Regions from separate parts of the Homo sapiens genome. Here region 2 is linked to region 1. A link is an interaction called in ENCODE POLR2A ChIA-PET data of the cell type or tissue named here. Cell type or tissue: Caco-2. All regions are shown on one strand. Each heading gives the region's core, and the rest is flanking DNA. Links, peaks and the distances in the headings are about the cores only.

Region 1 (2,813 bases), core at 168-2,667:
TTACAGGAGCCCACCACACCTGGCTAATTTTTGTATTTTTAGTAGAGACGGGGTTTCACCATGTTGGCCAGACTGTTCTCAAACTCCTGACCTCAAGTGATCCGCCTGCCTCGGCTTCCCAAAGTGCTGGGGTTAAAGGTATGAGCCCCCGAGCCTGGCTGTATATGTGTATTTGTATAAAATTACCTAGGCATGGAGAAAAAGATGGGAGCATACAAACCCGAGGTGAGAACGGGAGAGAAAAAGGAGAAATAGGGAAGGAGAAGCCAAGAGAAAAAAGAAAGAGAAAAACCAAAAAGATTTCTCTAGAAGAAACTTCCTGGCCGGGCATGTTGGCTCACGCCTGTAATCCCAGCACTTTGGGAGGCCAAGGGCAGGGGTGGATTACCAGAGGTCAGGAGTTCGAGACTAGCCTGGCTAACATGGTGAAACCCCGTCTCTACTAAAAATGTAAAAATTAGCTGGGCGTGGTGGTGAGGCCCTGTAATCCCAGCTACTCGGGAGGTTGAAGCAGGAGAATCACTTGAAACTGGGAGGTGGAGGTTGCGGTGAGCTGAGATTGTGCCATTGCACTCCAGACTGGGCGACAAGAGCAAAACTCCATCTCACAAAACAAAAAACAAAAAACAAAAACTTTCTTTCCCCCAACATATATGATATGATCACATTTATGATTTTTTGTAAAATTATATGCGTGTGCATGTACATGTATAAAACCGTTAAATCATAGATTTAATGCATTATAATCAAACAGAATTTAACACAGAATTAGACTTACTGTTATTATGGCACCATCATTATTAATTATGCCTGCAATGCCTCCTTTATGCAGAGAGTAACAATGCATATTTGCATGAACAGTATTTCTGGTGTATAATTTTCCAATTATCTGGTATTAGAATATGCACGTATTATGAATCAAATATGAATTATTTAGACTCTTCCCCCGAAATATATCCAGAGTCCTGGAAGTTAATTTATGTGGTTGAATAATTAATATAAGTGATTATAGCACCCCGCCCCCTTAAAGAAAAGACCATTTGGTCTTTGCCTGCCCAGCAACTGAGGCCCTTGGAGGAGACTCTGCCTTTGCCCAATAGTTTCCCTGGATTTTTGTAATGGGAAGAATGAAACAGGAGCCAGACAGAGAGGGAGCTATGGAGTAGATCAGTAGAGCTTTTCCTGCTGAGCAGACTCTTGCCAATCACTTTCGTTCTTCTACTCCAGATCTGGATCTCTCAACGCTTGATGTGAACATGTGACCCAGACCTAGCCAATCGGAGGGCTTCATCCATCTGGCCAATGTGATTGGTCAGATCTGGGCACATGACCCAAACTGGGCCAATCAGAGGATTCATTTCCTACCACTTCCTGCTGAAACTGTCAGAGACACGCCTTTCTTGAGACTGCTGGCCCCTCTCACCACACTGAGAGTGAAGCCTCACAGAAGACGCTGACAGCATGAAGGACTAGAAGATTCTGAAGACATCTTTGAGCACCTGGCTCCAACTGTGCTAGGATCTTAGGATCTGGGTATATTTAAAGTGCACAATGTCTTTTATTTTATTTTTTTTTTGAGACGGAGTCTCAATCTGTCGCCCAGGCTGGAGTGTAGTGGCGCAATCTCGGCTCACTGCAAGCTCCACCTCCCAGGTTCACGCCATTCCCATGCCTCAGCCTCCCCAGTAGCTGGGACTACAGGCGCTTGCCACCACGCCCAGCTAATTTTTTTGTATTTTTTTAGTAGAGACGGGGTTTCACCATGTTAACAAGGATGGTCTCCATCTCCTGACCTCGTGATCCGCCCGCCTTGGCTTCCCAAAGTGCTGGGATTACAGGGCGTGAGCCACTGCACCCGGCCTTTTTTTTTTTTTTGAGACAGTCTCTCTCGCCCAGGCTGGAGTGCAATGGTGCGATCTTGGCTCACTGAAACCTCCACCACCTGGGTTCAAGAGATTCTCCTGCCTCAGCCTCCCGAGTAGCTGAGATTAAAGGTGCGCACCACCATGTCCGGCTAATTTTAGTATTTTTTGTAGAGAAGAGTTTTCGCCATTTTGCCCAGGCTGGTCTTGAACTACTGGGGTCAAGTGGTCTTCCTGCCTCTGCCTCCCAAAGCGCTAGGACTGCAGGCATGAGCCAACACGACTGGCTGTGTTCATGAGCTAATATTGTCTCTTCTGGTTTCTGTTTGATTTCCAGATTAATGGTATATCCATCAAGAGTAGTATTCTTGGCCGGGGGCTGTGGCTCACACCTGTAATCCCAACATTTTGGGAGGCCTAATTGGGAGAATCACTTGAGCCCAGGAGTTTGAGACCATCCTGGGCAACGTAGAGAGACCGCATCTCCACCAAAAAAAAAAAAAAAAAAAAAAATGCTGGGCGTGGTGGCTCACGCCTGTAATCCCAGCACTTTGGGAGGCTGAGGTGGGAGGATCACTTGAGGTCAGGAGTTCGATTCGAGAACGGCCTGGCCACTATGGTGAAACCCCGTCTCTACTAAAAATACAAAAATTCGCCGGGTGTGGTGGCAGGTGCCTGTAATCCCAGCTGCTCGGGAAGCTGAGGCAGGAGAATCGCTTGAACCCGAGAGGTGGAGTTTGCAGTGAGCCGAGATCGCGGCATTGCACTTCAGCTTGGGCGACAGAGCCAGACTCCGTCTAAAAAAAAAAAGAAGCCAGGCGTGGTGGTGCGTGCTTGTGGTTCCAGCTACTCAGAACACTGAGGTGGGAGGATTGCTTGGGCCCAGGAGGTCGAGGCTGCAGTGAGCTGTGATTGCACCACTGCACTCCAGGCTGGGTGACAGAATAAGAC
Region 2 (2,813 bases), core at 70-2,569, 130 kb after region 1:
TGATAAACAATTCTTTCCTGTCTGAATTATTCTTTCTCTCATGCTGGAATTTTGGAACATTTTACAACTTACATTTAAGAAGGCTAGTTTAAAAAGAAACAGTGGAAATTTCCACCTTTTAAAAAAACTTAATTTCTGGTCTATTAACTGCTTTGCAGGAAGAAAGAAATATGAAGAAGAACCGCAGACATTCTGGATGTCAGCCTGTGAAATTTTCCACTATTTCCCATAATAACATGCAGGCACGCTTATACTGCTGGATTCATTGCAACTGCAGTTGCACTCTGAGTGGAATTTGAAGCTACTCTTATCAGTGATAAAATGGCATGTAGCTTTTAATGAGCAGTGCATATATTTTCACATCTAAGGTATTGTATGTTTGTTTCATCTCTGCCTGAATAGTGTGGCCATAAACACTGAAATTGTAAAATTATTTTTAAAACTTCTGATTCCAAAATTCCTGATTGTTTCAAATGGTTTTGATTGTTTTATTTCAGTAGATTATGTATCTGAGAAGATATATAATCATCCTTTTAGTTACAGTGCTGCATACATAAAATTTTACAGGGTTTTATACATACAGAAGAATGATGAGAAAATTAAAGTTTTAAAAGGATTTGTATAGAGGAGAAAATTGAGACAAAGTTTTAAAAAGATTTGCATAGCTCAGTATTTTGGTTTGATTCAATAAATTTTTAATGATTTAACTTTTTTTTTTTTTTTTTTTGAGACAGAGTCTTACTCTGTCACCCAGGCTGTAGGGCCGTGGCACGATCTTGGCTCATTGCAACCTCCGCCTCCTGGGTTCAAGCATTTCTTCTGCCTCAGCCTCCCAAGTAGCTGGGATTACAGGCTCCCGCCACCATGCCTGGCGAATTTTTGTATTTTTTTAGTAGAGACAAGGTTTCACCATGTTGGTCAGGCTGGTCTCAAACTCTTGCCCTCAAGTGATCCACCTGCCTTGGTCTCTCAAAGTGCTGGGATTACAGGCGTGGGCCACTGCGCCTGGCCAACAATTTTAACTATTTTAGGTTCCTGTTAATCTTTTAAAATGTCAGTAGACTTTATATTAAAATTGATGCTGTGTTTTTGTTTGGCTCCTTGAAATTTAAAGGCAAACAAGGTGTTATTATCCAACTTTTCTAATGATGTAAGTCCAGGTTTCCTAGATCTGTAAACTGGCGTAGCAGTAGGGTGAAGAGTAGATTACAAATACATTGTAATTATCTACCCTGTTTCATCTTTCATCTCTTCCATGGCTAATGCCTAACATTGGTATTAAGGAATAAAATTGAGGAATTTGGCTGGGTGCGGTGGCTCACACCTGTAATCCCAGTACTTTGGGAGACTGAGGGCAGGCAGATCACTTGAGGTAAGGAGTTCAAGATCAGCCTGGCCAACGTGGTGAAGCCCTGTCTCTACTAAAAATACAAAAATTAACCGGGTTTGGTGGTGGTCACTTGTAATCCCAGCTACTCGGGAGGCTGAGGCAGAAGAATCGCTTGAACTCAGGAGGCAGAGGCTGCATGCAGTGAGCCGAGATTGTGCCACTGTACTCCAGCCTGGGCGACGGAGCGAGACTATCTCAAACAAACAAACAAACAAACAAACAAAAAGAAATTGGGGAATTCAAGATATATAAATGAACCTTTAAACTGCACTTTTGCAGAGAGGAATTTAAGGGTTCAAAGTGATGAAACAGATGTATTACAGATATCTTTCTGTGTTTTTACACTTGCACATCACTGACATTTTGGAAGTAAAGCCATATTAATGCAGAAGTATATCTCTTCTGGACTGTTGGGCTAGATTTGAGCAAGAATAATGTTGTGACATAACAGTGTTCTCCATCCCTTCCCTGTGATCTGCTCCTCCCTTGTACAGTCTCATCCTTCCTCTTGACCTTTCCTGTATCTATAACTTTTCTCTTGACCTCTTCATGCACTTCCCCTTCTCAGCTTTCCTCCAGTCTGCAACTGTCTTATCCCTTCCCTCAGCCTAAATTTCCGTCTGGCTTGTAACCTTTTTACCTCTGTCAACTTTCCATCCTTCAGGTCCCTCACTTTTTCTGGTTTCTCACTGTTAACCAAGGTCTTTTCTTTACCTTTGGAAGCTTCTTTACTGCGTGTGTTCTCTGCTCCTGTCAGATTGATTTTTGTTTAGTCCTTGACCCCTCAAACGTGTACATCCTCACACCCTCCAAAATCCTTTAACTTTCATTTCTTCTTCCATGCTTTAATTTATTCTGCAAAAATTTATTGAGTGCTAGCCATGTGTTGCCTATTCCTTAGATGTTAGGAATATACCAGTGACTAGAAAGGTTACGGAAAAAAAATAAAACTTTGTAGGGGGGGACTTGTGTGTGTGTGTGTGTGTGTGTGTGTGTTGCAGGGTTTACGTTTTAGATATCATGGTAAGTTTTGCTAAGTAAGTGATACTTAAACAAGGACACCAGGAAGTAAGTAAGCCCTGAGAATATTGGGTTGGGGTAAGGTTGGGATGGGGAGCTTTCTGTTTAGAGGGAACTACCAGTGGAAAGGCCCTTTGTTAGGAGCATTCTTAGTGAATTTGAAGAACAGCAAGGTGACCAGTGTTTTGGAGCACAGTGTTTGGAGGACAGTGAACAAAGACGTAAGTAGCAAGAGAAATCTGAGAGGTAACAGTGAGGCCTTGCAGACAGTTGTAAGGACTTCAACTTTAAAAAAAATTCATTTTTTAAAAAATAGCATAATAGCATATAAATGCATGGTTTCCATTATTTTCTTTTTGAGATGGGATCTCATTATATTGCCCAGGCCCAGGCTGGTCTAGAA

Evidence for each region. ChIA-PET counts read pairs that join two places held together with the same protein. Peaks named below come from ENCODE experiments on the same cell type or tissue, not always from the same donor. Only the 100,000 strongest peaks of a DNase experiment are listed, where the experiment ranks them.
Region 2: POLR2A ChIA-PET joins it to region 1 with 5 read pairs; 5 of 35 experiments call an interaction of 5 or more read pairs at or near these places.

What each region holds. Positions count from the first base shown.
Region 1 is chr20:47,399,558-47,402,370 of GRCh38, forward strand. The region is part of intron 1 of LINC01754 (long intergenic non-protein coding RNA 1754); the gene reads right to left. Among named protein-coding and RNA genes, the nearest start is that of LINC01754, 11 kb to the right of the region's middle. In Caco-2, for the core only: no CTCF peak of the experiment used is centred there; a DNase peak (open chromatin) is centred at 1,304.
Region 2 is chr20:47,529,754-47,532,566 of GRCh38, forward strand. All of the region lies in intron 1 of NCOA3 (nuclear receptor coactivator 3), which reads left to right. Among named protein-coding and RNA genes, the nearest start is that of NCOA3, 29 kb to the left of the region's middle. RefSeq lists an enhancer at 1-190. In Caco-2, for the core only: no CTCF peak of the experiment used is centred there; no DNase peak of the experiment used is centred there.